Linked DNA regions of Homo sapiens: all the other regions are linked to region 2. Evidence: chromatin loops called from intact Hi-C (ENCODE). Cell type or tissue: dorsolateral prefrontal cortex. All regions are shown on one strand. Links, peaks and the distances in the headings refer to the core of each region. The heading gives the core; the rest is flanking DNA. Region 1 overlaps LOC107984220 (a long non-coding RNA gene). Region 2 overlaps CCNY (cyclin Y). Region 3 overlaps CCNY (cyclin Y). Region 4 overlaps CCNY (cyclin Y).

Region 1 (5,488 bases), core at 177-5,176, 47 kb before region 2:
AAAACTGCCACAAGACAAGGAACCACTCCTATTCAATATAGTACTGGAAGTCCTGGCCAGAGCAATGAGGCAGGAGGAAGAAATAAAAGGCATCCAAATAGGAAGAGAGGAAGTCAAACTATCCCTGTTTACAGATGATATGATTCTATATCTAGAAAACCCCATAGTCTCTGCCCTAAAACTCCTTGATCTGGTAACTTCAGCAAAGTTTCAGGATACAAAATTAACGTACAAAAATCAATAGCATTCCTAAACACCAACAACATCCAAGCTGAGAGCCAAATCAGGAATGCAATCCCATTCACAATTGCCACAAAAAGAAAAAAATACCTAAGAATACAGCTAACCAGCGAGGTGAAAGATCTCTACAAGAAGAATTACAAAACACTGCTCAAGGAAATCAGAGATGACTCAAACAAATGGAAAAAACATTCCATGTTTGTGGATAGGAAGAATCAATATCATTATAACGGCCATACTGCCCAAAGCAACTTACATATTTAACATCACTCCTATCAAACTACCAATGACATTCTTCATGGAGCTAGAAAAAACTATTTAGAAGTTCTTATGAAAAAAAAAAAAAGAGCCTGAATAGCCAAGGGAATTCTAAGCAAAAAGAACAAAGCTGGAGGCATCATATTACTCAACTTCAAACTATACTACAGGGCTACAGTAACCAAAACAGCATGGTACTGGTACAAAAGCAGACACATAGACCAATGGAACAGAAATTTGTTGAAGTGTAATTAACGTAAAATAAGCACACCCATTTTAGGTGCACCTTTCAATGAGTTTTCACAAATATAATCTCACCATATTCAAGATATAGAACATTTCCATCATCCCCCAAAGTTCCTTCATATCTCCTTGCAACAATCCCAACCCAACTCTTGGCACCAGGGAATGACTGATTTGCTTTGTGTCACTATTGATTAGTTTTACATTTTCTAGAATTTTCTATAAATGTAATCATAACAATATACTCTTTATGTCTGGCCTTTCAGCATGTTTCAGGGATTTATCAATGTTGTATGTGTTAGTACTTTGCTCATTTGTATTGTTGAGTATTATTCCATTCTTTTCTTTTTTAAAAAACAGAGACAGGGTCTTGCTCTGTTTCTCAGGCTGGAGTACAGTGGCACAATCATGGCTCACTGCAGCTTCAAACTCCTGGGCTCAGGCACTCTTCCTTGCCTCAGCCGCCTGAGTAGCTAGGACTACAAGTGAGGGCCACCACGTCTGGCTAATTTTTTTTATTTAATTTTTTGCGGAGACAGGGTTTCACTATGTTGCTCAGGTTGGTCTCAAACTCCTGGCTTCATGTGGTGCTGCACTTCAGTCTCTCAAAGTGCTGAGATTACAGGCATGAGCCATTGCACCTGGCCTTGTTGTTGTTGTTTTTTTGTAACTGTAGTTAGTTTATCAAGTTATCTATTGATGAATATTTGGTTGGTTGTTTCCAGTTTTTGAAAATTATAAAGATGATTAAAATCATTTATGTGTATGTTTTGTATGAGCATATGTTTTCATTCTTCTTAGGTAAATACCAAGAAGTGCAATTGTTTATATGTTTGACTTCATTATTTAAAAAAACTGACAACTGTTTTCAAAGTGATTGTAACATTTCACATTCTTACCAGCAGTGTAGAAGAGTTCCAGTTTCAGTTACTGATTTCTAATTAAATTGCATTTTGTTGGAGAAGCCCGGTATGTGATTTCAATCCTGCTGGATTTATTGAGACTAGTTTCATGGCCCAGCATATGATGAACGTTCCATCTGCACTGAAAACACTGTTTAGTCTGCCATTGCAGGGTGGAGCGTTCTGTAAAAGTTAATTGGATCCAGTTAGTTGATAGTGCTGTTCAAGTCTTCTGTATTCATACCAGTTTTCTGTCTGCTATTTCTATCAATACAAGAGAAGGTGGTGAAATATGCAACTTAAATTATGGATTTGTCTTTTTCCCCTTTCAAATTCTGTCAGTTTTCGCTTCAAGTCTTTTGAAGTTCTACAACTGGGTGCATTCACATTTAGGAATGTTATTTTTTCTTAGTGACTTGATAGTTTATCATTGTGAAATGTCCCTCCTTATGTCTGGTAATATTTCTTGTCCTAAAGTGTGTTTTGCCAGAAATGGATACAGTCAATCCACCTTTCTTATGTCTCATGTTTACCTTTTTTCATCCTTTTACTTTTAACATTCTTGTGTCTGTATAAAGTGGATTTCTTGTAGACACCAGAGAGTCAGACCTTACTTTATTACCCAATTGGATAATCTTTGATTTATAATTGGAATGCTTAATTCATATACATTTAGTATAATTACTGATACGGTTAGGTTTAAATCTACTGTCTTGCTGTTTGTTTTCTATTTATACCATATGTTTTTATTTTTTTCTTCTTTTCCTGCCTTTTTGGATTAGTTGAGTATTTTTCAGTATTTCATTTTATATTCTCCATTGGTGAATAACACTCCTTTTTTAAAAACAATTGTTGCTGTAGGTTTACAGAATACATCTTCAGTTTATCAGTGTACCTTCAAATAATATGATGCCACTCCTACAATCACGTAAGTTTTCAGAACAGTATCCTTTCGAGGTCTTTAGGCTTTGTCTTTTCAGAACCTGAACATCTCTCAGATCTCTGGGGACTGCTCCTCTTACAGTTTCCTAGTAGATGCTCTTTGCTTGGCCTCGCAGAGTTTTACGTTGTGCGTGAGCCAAAGATGTAAGAGGGCTCCCATGTGGATTTCGAGCTCTTGCTCTGTCTAGCTTACTCATCTGTGGTACCCCGCCCTGGAAATTCCAGCTGCCCTCCCTCATCCCTACTTCTGCTCTGTCTCATCAAAGCAGCAAGGCTGCCACGCCCTGCCTGAGATGCCACGCCCTGCCTGAGTTCCCCTCCTGTATCACAATCTGCAAAGCAGCTTCAGAAAGAAAGCTGGGGTGATCGTGGGTCTTGCCTTGTTTCACTTCTCTCGGGGGTTACAGTTCTGCTTTGTCTGTTGTTCAGAGTCTGAAACAATTGTTTCATATATCTTCTCTAGCGTCCTGCTGTTTATTGCAGTAGGGCAAGTCCAGTACCAGTTACTGCTTCATGGCCAGAAGCAGTAGTCTTGTCTCATATTTGTTTTTCTTAGATCTTTATTTTTGCATTCGCTTATACAATTTATTTTTTATGTATCATTGCCACATGGTTCATTAAAAATCTATGTTTATTTTCTGCTTAACAACTGCTTTACTCAGTGGGTTACATGTGCTTGCAGACATACTGCTTAGAGCATTTTCAAAGTAAATATGCTGTTTGTTAAGACTTCTAATGTAAGCTCTATTATTTATTCAAGCTAGTATTCTAATATTCATTCCATTATTATTATTATTATTTTTGAGATGGAGTTTTGCTCTTGTCACCCAGGCTGGAGTGCAGTGGTGCAATCTCAACTCACTGCAACCTCTGCCTCCCAGGTTCAAGTGATTCTCCTGCCTCAGCCTCCCAAGTAGCTGGGATTACAGGCGGCCACCACCATGCCTGGCTAATTTGTTTTATATTTTTAGTAGAGACGAGGTTTCACCATGTTGGCCAGGTTGGTCTCAAACTCCTGACCTCAAGTGATCCGCCCGCTTCGGCCTCCTAAAGTGCTGGGATTATAGGGGTGAGCCACTGTGCCCGACTATTATACCCATTTAAATAGGAGAAAAGATGCTTTAGAGAGATCACACAAGGATTCAAACTCAGATAATCTGGCACCAGGGCTGAGATCTTAACTACAACATATATTAGCTTTCGGAGCTATTTTTGCCTAAATACAAGCATAATATTCCTTGTTTAACAAATATATGGCCAATGTGTGTAGACATGATGGAAGGTCCAGTTTTGAATATGGGTTGAAATGTGTTATCTATTTCCATTAACACTAGAAAGAGTTGTCTGAGAGACAGTGTGAAGACTTTCCTGGAAATGTTTCATAATAGAATTGTTTATATCCTACCTAGGAGAGTGAAGGTAAAATGAAGTCACTTCACTTCCATGTAGTCCATGGCAAACTGTGATAATCAATTTGCAGATGTTCTTGGCTGTATAGAGCTTTTATGCACGGTATTTCTCTTACTCCCTGAACACATGGGATATTTGAGCCTGACAAATTAGCAGTCTTTTCTTATTTTTTTTATTGGAAGCCTGTTTTCATCGCTGTCTTTTGTTTTGCTTTGTTTTGAGACAGGGTCTCACTGTCACCCAGGCCTGGAGAGCAGTGGCATGATCACGGCTCACAGAAGACTTGATCTCCCTGGGCGCAAGTGATCCTCCTGCCTCAGCCTCCTGAGTAGCTGGGACAGGTCTACAGGTGCATGCCACCATGCCTAGCTAATTTTTGTATTTTTTGTAGACATAGTCTCAATATGTTGCCCAGGCTGGTTTCAAACTCCTGGGCTCAAGCGATCTGCCCGCCTCGGCCTCCCAAAATGCTAGGATTACAGGTGTGAGTCACCCCGCCCAGCCTTCATTGTTATTTTTTATTTTATTTATTTATTTATTTATTTATTTTTTGAGGCGGAGTTTTGCTCTTATCGTCCAGGCTGGAGTGCAATGGCGTGATCTCGGCTCACTGCAACCTCCGCCTCCCAGGTTCAAGCGATTCTCTGCCTCAGCCTCTTGAGTAGCTGGGACTACAGGCACACGCCACCACGCCTGGCTAATTTTTGTGTTTTTAGTAGAGATGGGGTTTTGCCATGTTGGCCAGGATGGTCTCGATCTCCTGACCTCATGACCCACCTGCCTCGGCCTCCCAGAGTGCTGGGATTACAGGTGTAAGCCACCACGCCCATCCTCATTGCTATTTTTCTATCAAAACAGCAGGTTAATACTTTGACATCTTAATTTTTTTTTTTTTTTTTTGAGACAGAGTCTTGCTCTGTCACCCAGGCTGGAGTGCAGTGGCGCGATCTCGGCTCACTGCAACCTCCGTCTCCTGGGTTCAAGTGATTCTCCTGTCTCAGCCTCCTGAGGAGCTGGCACTGCAGGCATGCACCACCATGCCTGGCTAATTTTTGTATTTTTGGTAGAGACGGGGTTTCTCCATGTTGGCCAGGCTGGTCTCGAACTCCTGACCTCAGGCGATCCACTTGCCTCAGCCTCCCAAAGTGCTGGGATTATAGGCATGAGCCACTGCGCCCGCCCCGACATGTTAATATTTTAAGATGAAGAACAAAACAGCCAACCTAAGAAAAACAACTAGCAGGCACCCAAGGGCATCTCAGGATGAAAAATCTGTGGCTGAACAATTCAATCTACATCATAGCCACTGAGAACAATATTAATTTCTCAATTAGTAGCAAGAGCAGAGAGATCATGAACACATAAGGCTGAGTAGAAAATTGCTAAAACATTTTGAGACATGCTAGCCTAAAAGCTTCTTGTTAGTATGGCATGCTTATTCAGTATAACCAAAACAATATTTATTAGAAATTATAAAGGTAAGGAGGCTGGGC
Region 2 (5,488 bases), core at 142-5,141:
TCCATGTGTTCTCATTGTTCAATTCCCACCTATGAGTGAGAACATGCCGTGTTTGGTTTTTTGTCCGTGCGATAGTTTGCTGAGAATGATGGTTTCCAGCTTCATCCATGTCCCTACAAAGGACATGAACTCATCATTTTTTATGGCTGCATAGTATTCCCTGGTGTATACGTGCCACATCTTCTTAATGCAGTCTATCATTGTTGGACATTTGGGTTGGTTCCAAGTCTTTGCTATTGTGAATAGTGCCGCAATAAACATGCATGTGCATGTGTCTTTATAGCAGCATGATTTATAATCCTTTGGGTATATACCCAGTAATGGGATGGCTGGGCGAAATGGTATTTCTAGTTCTAGATCCCTGAGGAATCACCACACTGACTTCCACAATGGTTGAACTAGTTTACGTCCTACCAACAGTGTAAAAATGTTCCTATTTCTCCACATCCTCTCCAGCACCTGTTGTTTCCTGACTTTTTAATGATTGCCATTCTAACTGGTGTGAGATGGTATCTCATTATGGTTTTGATTTGCATTTTAAAAAATTAGCTGGGTGTGGTGGCGGGTGCCTGTGGTCCCAGCTACTCAGGAGGCTGAGGCAGGAGAATGGCGTGAACCCAGGAGGCGGAGCTTGCAGTGAACCGAGGTAGCGCCACTGCACTCTAGCCTGGGTGACAGTGAGACTCCATCTCAAAAAAAAAAAAAAAAACTGACTCGCCTTACACATTGAGGTAGTACTATGAGGATCCAAATGAGGCTAAAATGCTTAAAAAGCCACAAAGTACTAGATGAACTTATGTCATTATGAATGTGGTACTCATATTGATTTTCTTGTATTATATGTGAAGTGTGCTCCAGTATCTCCACCTAATTATGTTTGGACTGTCCATAGTTGGAGAAGCTGGAAGCCTAAAGAGCTTATCCTAACAAAGACATCAAAGCAGGCTTCAAGGCAGTCCCAGAGCATAACTGTAATTTTAGAGCTGGGTAGGGTAAGGTTATATAGAGCTGTCTGACCTTTGAGTGGGATGCTTGCTGGCTGTAGAATTTGGAATAGAAATACTATTTCTCAGATTCATTACTCTTCTGAGTTGCATCTTTCTGAAGTCAGTGTGATGCCACACAGGAGCAGTGGGATGAATATTTGAAGAAGCTTTCCCTGACTCCTGGGGTAATGGAACCCACCCAGGCTGTCTGCTAACTGTGTCCCCGGAACCACATTCCTAGGAATGTCAGCATGCACCCTTAGGTGTAAGCTGGAGCCAGGGCTTGCTTGCTTGCTTATTTATTTATTCAAAGAATAGGATTTTGAGGCATGCATAAATATGCTTTATTATATTAAAATACTGCTTTTTAATAAAGGGTAGTTGGTTACCTAAAATAATAAGATCAAGCGTTCCTCAGCAGGTTATTAGGGGCTGTTGTTCTCATTTCTTTTAGGAAAGGAATCTAACTGGCTAGACCCACAATTGCAGGGAGCTCAGGAGATACCCCACCCACCTTTTCTTTCTTGCTGTTGGCTCTGTGTGTTGCTGGTAGCTGTTGCTAGGCTCTCTGTCTCCCTTTACTTTTTCTAGGGGCTTCCTTTGCTATTTGCCAGCTTGGAAAGAAGGGTGTGCTAAAGCTAAAATTGAGCATGTCAGCCTGGCAAGTCACATTGGTGGATCCCACACATCAGCAAGATTTTGCCTGTAAAGTCTCTTGATGACTCTGGCAGAAGAGGTCATTTCAGGGGTTGGCCAACTCCAGACTGCCACTTTGTTGCCTTGCCAGGAAGGTTGCTTTTCAAATAGATAAGTGGAAAACCTGTAAATCTGTTTTTTTCACCTTTGTCAGAAGATGGACATTCTATACATTAGGTTTTACTGTTTTTTTGAGATGGGTTTTGTTCTGTTGCCCAGGCTGGAGTGCAGTGGCGTTAGCTCACTGCAAACCTCCGCCTCCTGGGCTTAAGTGATCCTCCCACCTCAGCCTCCTGAGTAGCTGGGACTATAGTCGTGTGCCACCATGCCCAGCTAATTTTTGTATTTTTTGTAGAGACAGGGTTACGCCTTGTTGCCCGGGCTGGTCTCGAACTCCTGGGCTCAAGCCATCTGCCCGCCTCGGCCTTCCAAAGTGCTGGGATTATAGGTGTGAGCCACCATGGGTTGCCCCATTAGTTTGTAAAGAAACTTTTTTGTTATTGTTTTGTTTTGTTTTGTTTTTTAGTATGGTTTAAAAACTGATCTGAGAGGCAGTTTCATAAAAGAAATTGTAAAATGTTTTGGGCCATGGTAACAACTCTGGGCTGAGTCTAGTCTCCCATGGTTATACTACTTGCATTAAAAAGTACTTCACTGCAGACACATTATCCCTTATTGGGGATGTGTAGTGGGGCTTCAGACACATTGTCCCGTACTGGGGATGTATAGTGGGGCTTCACTGGGTATGGTGTATTTGAGTGGCTTGCTCAGCAGAGATGTGTGAGCAGCTTAGACATGTCAGCTGGCTCCTGGTACTGAGAGAAATACAGCTGGGCACAGTAAGGAGAATTGTTAGCAACTACAATCACATCCGTGCCAGTTTGCTTTGTGAGCTTTGCAGAAATCCCAGTTGGGTGGTGAAATGCAAGTCACTTCTATTTTGGATGCCTCTGATTATAGACCTTCTGACTGTTGAAGGCTGACTAGGAAATACTCTGCATGGGAGTTCTATGTAATATAGCTATATGTTTCAAAACTGTGAGTGCAGTGCTTACAACATTTTATAAGCAAGTTCTTTATTTTGGGTGGATGCTTCTGTTCTTGGTGGTCAATAAGGAAAAAGAGCAGTTATTAAGGATATTTTGTTTATATTTGGTAAGCTCCTTGTCTCACACTGCAGATTTAACATGAATCAGAGGAATTAGTGTATGGGTGGGTAGGATGAGTTCTGTTTTTTGCTTCTCAAGAAAAGATTTCACTCCAAATTTAGAATTCTGTCTATTAATGATTATATGATCTTAGGATTTTAATTGACTTTCAGGATTTTATTGGATACATTTATTCCAGTTAGTGCAATGATAATAATCCTTTAAATTATTTCTGGTTCTTACAGTAGGTTTGTAAAATTTGTGTAGTTGTTTAAAAGTCCAGGTTTTACAGCTCCTCGTCTGTGTATCCTGTCAAAGTCCCGGAGGAGAAAGAAGTCATGGTGCTGTGTTTAATCCAGTTTCAAAAATTTCAGACGCACATATTTATCAAGGATTCCTTTCATTTACAGTGAGTGTTAACTTTTGTCAGTTTAGGGATAATCTTATTTTTCCACAGCCTTTTTTCCCTCAAGCTGTGAACCGTTATTGCACCATGTAGTGCTTGTTGCTCTTTTGCTTGCAAAGTGATGATAAGCAGTTTATATAGCATTAGAGATTGTGTTCTATATTCTGAAAGCCAAAGCTGATGTTATTGAAGAGTTACAAGTTGTTTATTCACTCTAATGTTAGCAAATATTCGACTCCCACTTTTCTGTAAGATAAGTCTGATGTCTGATTTGTCATTTCTCCTATTTGGTGGTAGGGAGTCTGGAGGAAGCCTAGCAACCTTGCTGTTCAGAAAGGATGATGCCAGGCATAACCACGGAGGGGTCCATCTGAGGGCTGCTTTGCGAACCACTGGCTTCTGAGGAAGATTGTTGGTTCCGTTAGGGCACATATCTTAAGCACCGTGTGTGCTCTGCAGGCACACTTGGCTGTTGGTTGAGTTCTCTTCTGAAGCAGGAGGATACGACTTCGTCACTCACAGTACGAAGCTGCCTGCAGTCTCTGGATGTTGGAAGTGTAAGATGTGAGCAGAGAATATGAGCAGGAGCCCCCGTCCAGGGTGGGATGAGTCAGGGAGGACCCCATTGCAAGATAGCAGGGCTCTGAAAGCCCGGCAGGGCCCTGAGAGGTCAGCAGCAGGCAGCCAGAAGTAGGTTGGGTGCTTTTATTCTTAGCGATGTTTGGGTGCCTGTGTGCTGTGCCCTGGAGAATGGTTCGGGCTGGACAGCTAGCATGGCAGTGATTCTCAGTCAGGGATGGTCTGAATCTGGACACAATTTCCTTCTTTCATGGAACTAATATTCTGAGAGAAACAGTTGTTGAAATCTAAGTTGGGTTTTTTTTTTTTGAAAATGAACCTTACTCTTGTATCCAGGATATTTTGTAAGGGAGCATTGTAACAGGAATCCAGTGACCCTTGAACAACACTAACTTGAACTGTGCGGGTACACTTCCATGTGAATTTTTTCCAACCAAACCAGGTTGAAAATGCAGTGTTCTCGGGATGTAAAATAGAGGGCCGCCTTTTTGTGTATCAGCGGGTTCCACAGGGTGGACGGTGGGACTTGAGCGTGCTTGGGTTTTGGTATCTGCAGGGGTCCTGGAACCAATCCCCCTCGGACACTGAGGGATGGCTGTAGAGGTAAGAGTGAAGGGTACCTCTGGAAGGAGAGCTCAGCAGGTGAGTTAGAGAAGGGATGGTGTAGATGTGTGAGCAGTCTGCTAGGAGACAGCCAGCTGCCTCATGGACACAGCAGAGCCTCTCCTTGCTACCCACTCTCCCACAACCTCAGACTACATCTGTGTCTTCACTTTGGAAGTGGCATGTTGACAGTCAAGGCCTCAAATGAGTGCATTTCCCTGCCCTCTTTGTCTGGCTTTAACATGGTTTGAAACATGATGTTAAACTACAATATTGATGCCAACCAGAGAAGGACAGTGTGCAAGTTGGCGATACACTTCTTAGTGTTCTGTTCCCTAAGCTCATTTTCATAAATGGGTTTCTTTCTTGATTAGTCATATTCACATATGAATGTGTATTTGCTAAATCTCAATTCTTGGTGTGAAATTCAAGGACACTTTAAAGCAGGAATTGATAAGGAAGCTATAGCAGGGTTTCTCCCTCCCAGCACTGTTGACATTAGGGGGGGCTGCCCTATCCATTGCAGGATGTTTAGCGGCCTCCCACCTCTGTCCACCAGATGCCATGCCAGCTGCAGCAACAGCACCCTCCATAACAACAACAAAAAAATGTTTCCAGATGTGGCCAAATGAAATCTCCCCTGAGAGGGCAACTCCTCTACTCTGCCTGAAAATCAGTGCCTTACAGGCTCTAGGATTCCAGGTGAAAGAGAAATTTAGTAGAGCAATTTGCAGTGGTTCTGCTTTCTTCGTATCTGTCACTTGCACACATCACGGCCTCAGGGGTTGCAGGGGTTGCACAGCTCCAGGGCTGCCATTAGCATCAGATTTTGATGGGAATGAGCCCTATGTCTCCTCCTCCAGCTTTGCAAAGGGCTGCGTTGTTCCTTTTGACTCCTTAGAACTAACATTAGGTTCTAAGATGGTGTTCCTAATGGTACTGTTGACAGGAAAGACATTGGCCACCGTTCTGACAATGGGTGGTGGGGTAGCTTTCTGTGTGCACTTGGAAGTTGTGTAATTTCTTTAACTCAGATTCATAATTCACTTAATTTTTTGCCCTTATTCCTT
Region 3 (5,488 bases), core at 204-5,203, 62 kb after region 2:
CGGGGTGGTGGCCGGGCAGAGGGGCTCCTCACTTCCCAGTAGGGGCGGCCAGGCAGAGGCGCCCCTCACCTCCCGGATGGGGCGGCTGGCCGGGCGGGGGGCTGACCCCCCCCCACCTCCGTCCCCGTCGGGGCGGCCGGCCAGGCAGAGGGGCTTTTTGGAGCTTTTTCTAATGTCGGGAGCGGATTGGGTAATAAAATGCATATTGAAAATAAGGCAGCCTTCTGGCCCCTCTGGGTCTAGGGTGGTAAAGCGTCTAAGGGTTGTTGTCAAACAGGCCTTGAATTGGGTTGAGTTTTTGTATTTGATGAAAAAGAACCTAAATGCTAACTGATTTGGGAGAGGTCAGATAAAGAAAAAAGGAGCATTAACCTTGATTATGCCTTTAGCTCCAGCCACCTCTTTAAGAGGAAATTGTTGGGCAGGTCGGGGAGGGCTAGTCATGGAACGAAACTGTAAACCAGACTGGGTGTGGGGAAGGGAGGTGATAGAAGGATTATAGGGTGGGGAAGCAGAGGCTGAGGAAGAATTGGGACCTGGCTTGGCCTGGCAAGGAGCAGCCTGGGGAGGAGGGGAGAGAGGTCAGATGGGTCCCTAGAAAAGGAAGATTCAAAAGACTCAGAGACGCTTGGGGTTAGGACTGAAGGAACAGACAGGAGAGAAAGAAGAAAGATTTGGGACGACTCTCATTGGGAGCAGAGACTAGGGAGGGACCAGTGTGTAAAAGAATGCCTGGACATCAGGCACCTCAGACCGTTTGCCCATTTTACGACAAGAATTATTTAGATCTTGTAGGATGGAAAAATCGAAAGTGCCGTTTTCTGGCTATTTGGAACCACTGTCGAGTTTGTATTGGGGTCAAGCGGCATTGCAGAAGAAAATAAGACGCTTAGATTTTAGGTCAGGTGAGAGTTGAAGAGGTTTTAAGTTCTTGAGAACACAGGCTAAGGGAGAAGAAGGAGGAGTGGAGGGTGGAAGGTTGCCCATAGTGAAGGAGGCAAGTTTAAAGAGAAGGGTAGAGACACGGAGAAGGGGGGTGGGGAGCAGCCAAAGCAGGCGTCTCCGCACTTGACTTGCCACCAAGGGAATGTGGATGAATGACCAAGGCAGACGTCCCCACGGAGATCAGACACCAGTGGAACGTGGGTGAATAATCAGAGAGGCGTCCTCGCAATGATTAAACACCAAGGGAAGTCTGCCTTCCCGAGTCCGTGACTGGCGCTGGAGTTTTGGGTCAATGGATAAAATATGTCTCCTTTGTCTCCACCAGAAAATGAAAGGAGTTGAAATTAAGAGAAGGGAGAGATTGAAGGGTGGCGCCAAGATTAAAAGGAGAAAGAGGTTGAGGGATAGTGAGAGAGGTTGGAGAAGAGAGTAAAAAGAGGCTGCTTACCTGATCTAAAATTGGGGAGATGTTCCTTGGGCTGGTTAGTCTGAGGACCTGAGGTCATAGGTGGATCTCTTCACGGAGTGAGGGTGAGGACAGGGGACTGGTCTCCCGAAGGAGTCCCGCTGACCTGGGTCTTCGGCACCAAATGTCTCACATGTGCATGTGAAGAGACCACAAAACAGGCTTTGTGTGAGCAACAAGGCTGTTTATTTCACCTGGGTGCCGGCAGGCTGAGTCAGAAAAGAGAGTCAGCAAAGGGTGGTGGGATTATCATTAGTTCTTACAGGTTTTGGGATAGGCAGTGGAGTTAAGAGCAATGTTTTGGGGGCAGGGGGTGGATCTCGCACATTCTCAAGGGCGGGGAGAATTACAAAGAACCTTCTTAAGGGTGGGGGAGATTATGAAGAACCTTCTTAAGGGTGGGGGAGATTACAAAGTATATTGATCAGTTAGGGTAGGGCAGAAACAAATCACAATGGTAGAATATCATCAGTTAAGGCTCTTTTCACTTCTTTTGTGGATCTTTAGTTGCTTCAGGCCATCTGGATGTATACGTGCAGGTCACTGGGAATATGATGGCTTAGCTTGGGCTCAGAGGCCTGACAGTAATATGATGGGTTGAGGGAAAGTTATCAGAAGAGAAAAAGAACAAAAAAATTTCTAGCTTTACTGGAGAATGTTGAAGATGGGGTAAGCAGAGGTTTACGCTAGAAATGGATTCAAGTAGACAAACTGTATTATTTCATCATAAATGCCTCTACTTTGTTCTTTCCTCCCATTACCCTGCTCAATTCTTGTTTTTGTTTTTTTTTTTTCATTCTAGTTATGAAGAAAAACAAAAAGAGTTATTTTGTCTTGACCCAATGCAAAGATGAAAGCAGAAATCAGATTTACCCTATGTAATAGCTTATTACTGGGCAAAGAAATGAAGTACATTAAGGAGGCCTTTTTTTTCCTCCAATGGCTGTTAGATTGTGTATTGCAACCAGGAGTTGTCAAGCTCCTGATCCTAATCCAAGCTGGGGACTGTGGTACAGTGTGGCCAGCTGCCTTGCCAGCTGCCTTACCAGGCAGGTCTCGCATCTGCCATTGTCATCCCATTGGAATCAAGTTGCAAGCCAGTGAACTTGCTGGGGTGTGCCCAGGTCAGAACAGTTACAGCTTAAAAGCCTTTGCTGCCCTTTTTCAGATCCTGTTCCTGGGAGAGTCTCCCACACTAAGTTCAGTGTGGGTACCAGCTGTGGTGAGGGTGTGCTGCCACTGCAGCTGCTGTCTGGGCATCTGTGTTAGGGCCAATACTTCAAGAAGTGTGAGTCATTGTGAAGTGACTGTAGGCAGCTGGGAAATAACAGCTGTGAACAGAAAAAAGACTGGAGGCGTGCTCTCTGGAGGTCTGGGCATAGTGATGAGAGGCTGAGGAACAGAGAGGGAAAAGAAAAATGCAATTCTAAAATTAAAAAGAAAACCTTAATTTAAACCGTGATTTACAGATAATTCCCATGTGTGAGAGACAGTATAGGAAACACTCCAAAGAGCTTGCGTTAAAACAAAAATAAGTAAAAATGTAAAGATTTCCTGCCCCTATGTGAAAAAAGCAATCTGTGATTGTTTTGTTTTATTTTGTTGAGACAGGGTCTTGCTTTGTTGCCCAGGCTGGAGTGCAGTAGCATGATCACGGCACACTGCAGCCATGAACTCCTAGGCTCAAGCAGTCCTCCCACCTTGAGTAGCTGGGACCACACACATGTGTTACCATGCCTGGCTAATTTATTTTTTGTAGAGACAGGGTCTTGCTATGTTGCCCAGGCTGATCTTGAACTTCTGGGCTCCAGTGATCCTCCCACCTCAGCCTCCCAAAGTGCTGGGATTATAAGCATGAGCCCCTGCACCAGCCATGTGATTGTTAGATTGTGCAACTTAGATGGTACAGAAAAGCAAAGGAAGGAAAAATATCAACCTTGTCCTGTCACCCAGGAGGAGGGAGCCAGAGACAGACACATGGTAAGCACAGACTTTGAACAGTGTCAAAGCTTGGAATAAGCTGAGCCTTACACAAATGCTAAAGACAAAACAAAAGAGGAAAAATAGTTTTACGTTTCAAACAGCACCGAGAAAGAGAAATGATCAATAAGTGGAAGAGGATATCAACTGAACAATTTGGTTTTCTCCAACTTTCTTCCCAGCACCTGCTCTGTTGGCATGCCAGCATGAAACCCAGATAAGGAGAGAAATTTCTAAGAGATTTTTTTCTTTTAAAAATTATGATGAACCAGACGCTAAGAGAACTAACACATGTGATCACGGAAACACTGCAGATAAATTTTAAGAAATTGTTAACAATGGGAAAAAAATGTCACAAAGTAAGGCAAATAGGGTCCTAATTTTCCAAAAAGGGAGGAAAGAGTTTCTGTGCACTGTGGATTGGTGAGCTTAACTTTGCTTCTAGGCAAAGGTGATAGAAAGGTTGATTAAATAGTTTCTGGACATTTGGAAAACAAAGAAGAGCTAACTAACTAAAAGCAAGCTTAAGTTCAAGAAGAAGAAATCAGTGCAAGCATACCAGCTTCAGTTTTGAGAGGGTTGTTCCAAGGACAGGCAAGTGCACCAGAGCTCTGCTTCTCAAACTGCATCTGCATCAGTGTCATTGGAGGGCTGGGTTTTGAGACAGTAAGTCTGGAGTAGGGTGGGAGTTTGCATTTCTGGAGTTCCAGGTGACGCTGATGTCGCTGGTCTAGAGAACTACTGCTAGTATACTTGGTGTTGTTGGATTTGGGGAAGACTTGTAACTTTTGGAGAATATTGAGAAATTGGTTGGGAATATTAATGGTGGTGTGTGAAGGGTGAGGGCTTTTAACTGATTAAACAGTGTACAACTTCGTTGTCATTATTTTAACTCGGACAGTTGTCTTTAGTATTTTGTCAGAATACTCTGGCCTTGACCCTCATCTGTTAAGTAATTTCATCAGGGACTCAGACGACAAAAAGGTGTGTTTCTCAAATCTGAAACACAAAAAGATTCTAGCTAATAATGTTGAATGGTTGAGGGTTTAAGTGATCTTGGTATGTTAGATTTAGCAGCGATAGGCCGGGTGCGGTGGCTCACGCATGTAATCCCAGCACTTTGGGAGGCCGAGGCAGGAGGATAACCTGAGGTCAGGAGTTTGAGACCAGCCTGGCCAACATGGTGAAACCCCGTCTCTACTAAAAATACAAAAATTAGCCAGGCATAGTGGCGCGTGCCTGTGATCTCGGCTACTTGGGGATTCTCCTGAGGAAGAATTGCTTGAACTCAGGAGGTGGAGGTTTGCAGTGAGCTAAAATCAAGCCACTGCACTCCAGCCTGGGTGACAGAGCAAGACTCTGTCAAAAAAAAAAAAAAAAAAAAAAAGATTTAGCAGTGATACATGTAAAATGGCTGCAGTTAGTTACAGGAGGCTCTACAATACAATACCTTCTGGGATAAAGGCATAGGAATTTGGGTTGACCTCAGTATTGTTTGAGACAAGGTTAAGGTGGACTATATCTCTTCCATCTGACAACCTGTTTCTCACCCCTACCTGGGAAAGAATGCAGAAACCCAAGACAAGTTTTATGTTCTACTAAGAGATTTCTTCCATGGTCAGGCCATATCTATTGTATTTAGTGCAGTTCTAGCACCACATTTGAAGATTTTGGCAAAATTTGATAGCATCTTGAAGAAAGAGACCAAGGTGTTTAAATCTGGAATGGATTTGCTATGATAACAACACCACTGTCTCACTGGCTTTTCCTAACAAGCCTTAATTTCTTGCTCATATCATGGGAAGGTTGCAGGTGAACTGTGGCTCTGCAGGGCTGTGCTTGGTTCCAAGTGTCTTCCTTCAGGACTCAGACCAAAGGAGCAGCTCCTGTGTGGGTCTGAGACATGCTGTTCTCATGGGAAAGGGCTGGAGTGCAAGGTGGGGAAGATGCCATGTTTGCCTCCATCTAATTGGCTGAGGGTGCCAAGGTCAGGGAGGTGGAGAAGTGACCTCCCACTTAATGCAAGGGCACATCCTGTGACTAGGGGGCAGAGGGGGAAGTTGTAACTTCGTTACAGGGAGGGAGTGGGCAGTTGGA
Region 4 (5,488 bases), core at 135-5,134, 120 kb after region 2:
GATGAGCACCTGCTTGGGGCTCTCCTTGTGTTGGGTACTTGGGGGGAATACATACTTGGAGGGAGTACTTTATACCAGGACTAACAAGTACAGCTAACTGATCTTCCAGTCCCTTGCTAATTAAAAGGAAGGGAAAAAAAGGATTACTGGCTGAGGTAGATATAAATGCAGCCTAAAACAACATCTGATAGCCTGGAAATCAGATACAAAAGCTGTGAAGACCTCCATTGCATGCTAGTGGAATAGCAGGGGATGTTAACAGCATCTCTTCCTTGGTGAGGTAGCATGGTGTCATGGGAAAGAATGGCCTTTGTTTCAGGTAGAGCTCCCTGATATCCCTGACCTAGTGTCTCCCTGCCGCTTGGCAGCTGTGTGAACTTAGTAATGTTCTTTAACATCTCTGAGCCTCTTTTAAAAAATCTCTCTCTCTCGTATATCTCTATTTAGTTATTGAGAATCAACTCACTGTAGGCATTGCATAAGAGAAACACAGTGGTGATGCCCCCTGGCCCTCAGGGTCCCACCTTGTTGAAACAGTGTCATCATACCTAGGAAGAAGCATCACTTCATTCATCTACACCATGGGTGTCCAATCTTTTGGCTTCCCTGGGCCACATTGGAAGAAGAAGAATTGTATATGTACACACACACACACACAGGATAATTATTAGAAGTTTCAAGGTTTTGTGGAAATTGGAATTTATGTAGGTGAAATGCCTGGATACAGTGCCTGGCACATAACATTCATTCAGTAAGCATCAAGCTACTGTTATTATAAATATGATTTGAACAAATGGAAGAGAAAAAAGAAAATACCTTTAGCAGGAGCTCAGAGGAAATAATCAGCATGAAATGTTCGTGGAACATATTTAATGTGTTATCTATTCTGTTGCATAAGGTTTTCTAAAGTGTCCTGAATGTGGCAGCACAGTACCTATGGCACGGCACAGTATCATAATACTCCTCACTCAGTTATTTCCTCCTTTCATTAGCCCAGGTTCTCTTGTTTTATTTGTTACTCAGTCATTTATAGAGCATGGATGATAAGTGATGCTCCATGCCAAGCACTGTACTGTGTCTAAGATGAACAGGATACAGTATTTGTAATCAAAGGAACTTGTATGTGGAGGTTGGGCTAGGACATCCACTTATTATAAACTGAGGGAGGGATGTGAAGAGTGGGGAGCAGTGGGCAGGGGTGGGAGGGGCTGATGATCCACCCAGCTGGCCTGAAATAGGAGACGATGGCATGGACAGCTCCCAGGCCCACCACTGGGCTGGCTGAAGGTCTCCTGTTTATGGAAGCAAGTGGGGGATCTGAAGGATGACACTTTCCATATCCTGTGCCTGAGGTTTGGTTGTGTTAAAGAGAAAATTATTCCATGAGTCTTGTTAAAGCACAGTAAGGCAAACTTGACTAAGGACCATCTCGATAGGTAGAGGGACTGCAGCAATGGGGTTTTGTGATGGGGGAAAGAGATTAGGTTCAAGTCTAAATATAGCATGGGCAAGTGGGAATTTATGGCCAAGGAGCAAGGGATGTGGTTAGTGAATGGAAAATTACTAAGAGGAAACATCAGGAGTAAGGAGAATTCTGGCTAAATCAGTCTGACAGGATTCTTGCTGAAGGCAGACAGGGAGGATCACCTGAGGGTGATCAAGGACAAGGAGCTTGATTAGATGTCGAGGGTCAGGGGTTCTTGCTAATCTGACTTAGCAGGGTGCTTTGCTAAAAGTGGAGTTTATAAGGAAGTGCACAGTTGGGCCCAGGAGAAGGTTCAGAAACCCGACCAAAGCTTGGCCAAGCAAAGACTCTTTCTTTAGAGTCATCCCCCAGCATCTTGGGGATCTTTTTCAGAATACTTGGGACCACTTGATGAAAATTTGAACCCAAGGTCTCTTTTGCTGCCCTTTTTCTAGTGTTCATGGCTTCTATGTGTATTATTCATGGCAAAGTATGGGCCCTTGGTCTACTGAATGATTTTGTGTTTGAAAGTGGAAATGTCTGATTTGTTATTGAGGTATCTCAGTGTTAGCATCTTCATTTGTCCCTGATGTTATTGAGTCCAGCCTGCATACGTAAATGCATAAATAAATCTCTCTGTGGATTTTCTGTTTTTTTTTCTCCCGGCACATCCCACTCTTTGCACCTCTCCTTACACTCAATATAGTTATATTCCAGGCTCCTCTAATCTCCAGGCATTTGCTTCAATGGTGGCCACACTCTAAGGCACTCAATTCAGTACTGGAGTTTGATCCTAACTCTAGAAAATCAAGTCTTTACATGTCAGCCATAAACCTCTGGAAGTGGATTAAATAGGAATTTTGATGATTAAATGTGAATATTACCACAATATAATAAAATTGATGTTTTTCACTAAAGTAACATTGTGACACCTTTGCATCCACAGAAACAGTGTTTCTTCAAAGCAGCCATGTTAGGTGGAGCTCGTTTTGATGCCTCTTTAGGAATGGCGGTAGTCCTGGCTCACCAGTGGCAGAAGGACCCCGTCTTGCCACTGGATAGTGTATCCGCTCCCTTTCTCCTGTATTTTGCTCCTTGAGATTTCCTGCACTTAGCATCTCTGCATCTTCACCCTCATCTCACCCTTCTGGTATTGCTTTGCCATTATGATCTGAGAAGATCCTCTTCTGAAAATCAGGAAACCATGGTGAACTAGCTAGACAGTGAGACCATGCTGAGGCTGGAACCAAGAGCCTTACTCTGAACCTAACAGGAAGCGATTGAACTTTCAGAAACACAGAGGGCAAGGACCTCTCTGCCAGGACCTGTCTTATTTGCTTATTTGCACTCACTGCTGCTGCAGCTGCTCTCTGTGACAGCTTCTCAGAGTGTGCGGGTGGAGGGGTCATTCCAGAGCAGAGGGGCTGGTGCTGGATTGGAAAGCTGCCCACCACTCCAGGTCAGAAACACTAGCCGTCCCTCTACCCACAGCCTGCACAAGTTGTGTCCCAGATCTCAGTGTGGGTGGTGCCCCTGTCAGGAGGGCTCTTTCCATTGAGCGCCTCTGCAGGGTGCACTGCTGTGCTGTGAGGAAGGCAGAGCAGAGGACAATGGGATCTTGGCATTCCCAGCATTGTATTGTGTATCAGCTACGTTAGGCCTTAGTTAGAGATATTTGGGGAAATGGTTGCAGCGGCACTTTTGGAAAGTATAAACTGCTGGTAAATGGAGGTTCTGTACACTGAAAGTGAAGGTGTGTCTCCTTGACACTGCCTTTTGGCAGATGGAGGTTCCTGATCTTCATGGCTTCTAAGGAAGTGACTTCTTTCACTAGAGGGATTCAAGCTAGGGTTCTGCATTCAGATGTGCTAGATGTGGAACCATAGTTGTGCTATGTGCTAGGAGTCTGACTTTGTATGATTTACCTTATCTGGTTCTCCTTATTCATCTAAAAAATAGGATTAGTAATGTCTGTTTTAGAGAGTGTCTGTGAGGATTAAATAAACATGTCTGGCACATGGTAGATGCTTACTAAACATTAGTTTCTTCCTGTGTTCTTGGTTACCCACAGAGTTAACGTTCAGAAAGCATCTGTTACCTCAGTAACAATGGACGTAGAATATGCTAACTCAGGTGATCCAGAGTATATGCATATATGTATATAAGTTACTGAATCTGACAGAAGGAAGAGTCAAGGATGTTTTGGTGACTGAACTCTAAAGCAGCATAAGCTCGTGGAAGGTAATAAATAGTGAAACTCTGGAAGCACCAAGTTTAAAAGGAAAAAGAGTCAATGAAGCTAAGAGATTACAATTTGATAACAAATGACATCATATACCAACACTTTAGGAAACAACTGTCAGGCAGAACTTTAAAAAAAGATTTATGGAAATTGTTTTAAAACTCATTATTAAATTTGGCAGCACATCCTCAACTTGGAGAGAAAGGAAGAGGCAAAGAAATCAAAGGCTCTGACAGTAATTTATGGATGTAGGCAAATGATAAATACTTCCAGAGCTTGAAATTTACACCATCATTTGCTTGAAAGTAACCACTTGTTAACTGGATTTGGGAAGTAAGTTTATGACATTGACCTACTTCCTGATCATCAGCAAAGAAGCTGCATTATGGAAGGTCCTGCCTGGCCAGCATTAAAGCTTCAGAGTAACAGTGGGCAGAGAAGGTGCAGGAAGCTGCTGCCTCTAGAGCTGGAGATGGTAACAGGCTATCTTTATCTTACTGAGCCTGGAGGAAAAGGTTCTAGGAAATGGGAAAGAGGAGCGGTGTCAGGCATTTGGCACAGCTGTCAGTGGATGGGGCTTAATTGGATTGATGGGCTGTGGTTATCCCACAGATAGGTTAAACCCAGCAGCATATCCACCGCCGAACTGGGTCTTCCAGCTCCCTCCTCTGTGCCTTAGCCCAGTGCATGGCCCCATTGTCAACCACTGCTTGTCACTCTCATCTGCCTCCTTGTCCTCATGTTCCAGCTTTCATTACTTACCAGGTGCATCCCGTCTCCTCCAGATCTTCAAATCCATCTACTTTTTCCAACCCCTTTCCCACGTGGATGATGACCACAGCTCCCAACTGACAACTTTTACTCCTTGGGCTCATTTTTTTCACCAGCGTGCGGTCATAATGGTGTTTTTAAAGTGTGTATTTGGTCTGGTCACTCCACTCCTTCAGTAACTCCCTGGTTCTCTGGGGATAAAAATCCAGACTCCTTCACCAATTTTTTCTCACTGCTTCCCCCTTCTTATGGTGCGTCTCAAATGCCCAGTATGCTTTTTTTTTTTTTTAAATTAACCCTTGTGTCTTTGGTGTACTTTGCTTCTTATGCCCTTCGCCTGCTCCCTTGTTAGCCTGGGTAACTAACCCATTCTTCCTGGAGGCACTTACCTGGGGCAAAAGCCTCTGACTTGTCTGCCTCATGCCCCACCCCCAGCCTTTAACCCTGGGGGCCACAGGGCCTCACCATCGTGTTTCTCTTAAGGAACACCTACATCGAGTTGATTCTCCATAAATATTTGTTGAGTGTTTAATGGAGTAATGATAGTGGACTCAAATGCCTTTTTTCTAGCTTTCAGGGTGTTGTCATTTCATATGCTTTTCAGCTGTCTGCAACAGCAGATTTCATAAATATTGCCCCATAGTTAAAAGACCTAGTCATTTGCTGGGTATTAAAATATCAGCAATCCAAGTGGTATTTTTCCCGTTCCATTGATAGTGCTAATTCATGCCTCTCAGGAGAGGCTGGTTGCTAGGAGATTCTTTCTTTGAGTTCATTTGCATTTGAGTTAATGGTTGGTCCTTGCCAGTTTTTCCTTTTCTTTCCTTAAGTTGTTGAGAAGAGGTATTTCATTTGATCATTCTTTTATGTTCCTTTCATTATTCAGCTTATTTGTTAATGACTGTTGAACATTTGGACTTTATGCATGGTAGGGCGAGTACTGTTCGTGTCCTAATGTGGTACTGATTTCACTGACCGATGGCCCCTCCCCGCCCCGCCCCTGCCTTTGT

What was found. Peaks named below come from ENCODE experiments on the same cell type or tissue, not always from the same donor. Only the 100,000 strongest peaks of a DNase experiment are listed, where the experiment ranks them.
Region 1: a loop joins it to region 2, with 7 times the contacts of the local background. A loop is called at or near these places in 4 of 110 quality-filtered maps.
Region 3: it touches region 2 in a loop (2.5-fold over the local background); 24 of 110 quality-filtered maps call a loop at or near these places.
Region 4: a loop joins it to region 2, with 3 times the contacts of the local background. A loop is called at or near these places in 23 of 110 quality-filtered maps.

Annotation. Positions count from the first base shown.
Region 1 is chr10:35,297,434-35,302,921 of GRCh38, forward strand. It overlaps LOC107984220 (a long non-coding RNA gene), which reads right to left. Exons shown (of 3, transcript XR_007062113.1): 2 at 1,641-1,826. It also overlaps a transcript of CCNY not described here. Among named protein-coding and RNA genes, the nearest start is that of CCNY-AS1, 36 kb to the right of the region's middle. RefSeq lists an enhancer at 2,161-3,360 and a silencer at 3,083-3,132. In dorsolateral prefrontal cortex, for the core only: no CTCF peak of the experiment used is centred there; a DNase peak (open chromatin) is centred at 2,868; H3K4me3 peaks cover 841 bases; H3K27ac peaks cover 1,070 bases.
Region 2 is chr10:35,344,775-35,350,262 of GRCh38, forward strand. All of the region lies in intron 1 of CCNY (cyclin Y), which reads left to right. Among named protein-coding and RNA genes, the nearest start is that of CCNY, 11 kb to the left of the region's middle. In dorsolateral prefrontal cortex, for the core only: a CTCF peak has its summit at 2,484; a DNase peak (open chromatin) is centred at 2,507; H3K4me3 peaks cover 2,972 bases; H3K27ac peaks cover 5,000 bases.
Region 3 is chr10:35,406,758-35,412,245 of GRCh38, forward strand. All of the region lies in intron 1 of CCNY (cyclin Y), which reads left to right. Among named protein-coding and RNA genes, the nearest start is that of CCNY, 73 kb to the left of the region's middle. In dorsolateral prefrontal cortex, for the core only: no CTCF peak of the experiment used is centred there; a DNase peak (open chromatin) is centred at 2,634; H3K27ac peaks cover 1,975 bases.
Region 4 is chr10:35,459,811-35,465,298 of GRCh38, forward strand. All of the region lies in intron 1 of CCNY (cyclin Y), which reads left to right. Among named protein-coding and RNA genes, the nearest start is that of CCNY, 130 kb to the left of the region's middle. RefSeq lists enhancers at 2,360-2,904, 2,905-3,447, 3,872-4,372. In dorsolateral prefrontal cortex, for the core only: no CTCF peak of the experiment used is centred there; a DNase peak (open chromatin) is centred at 2,900; H3K27ac peaks cover 5,000 bases.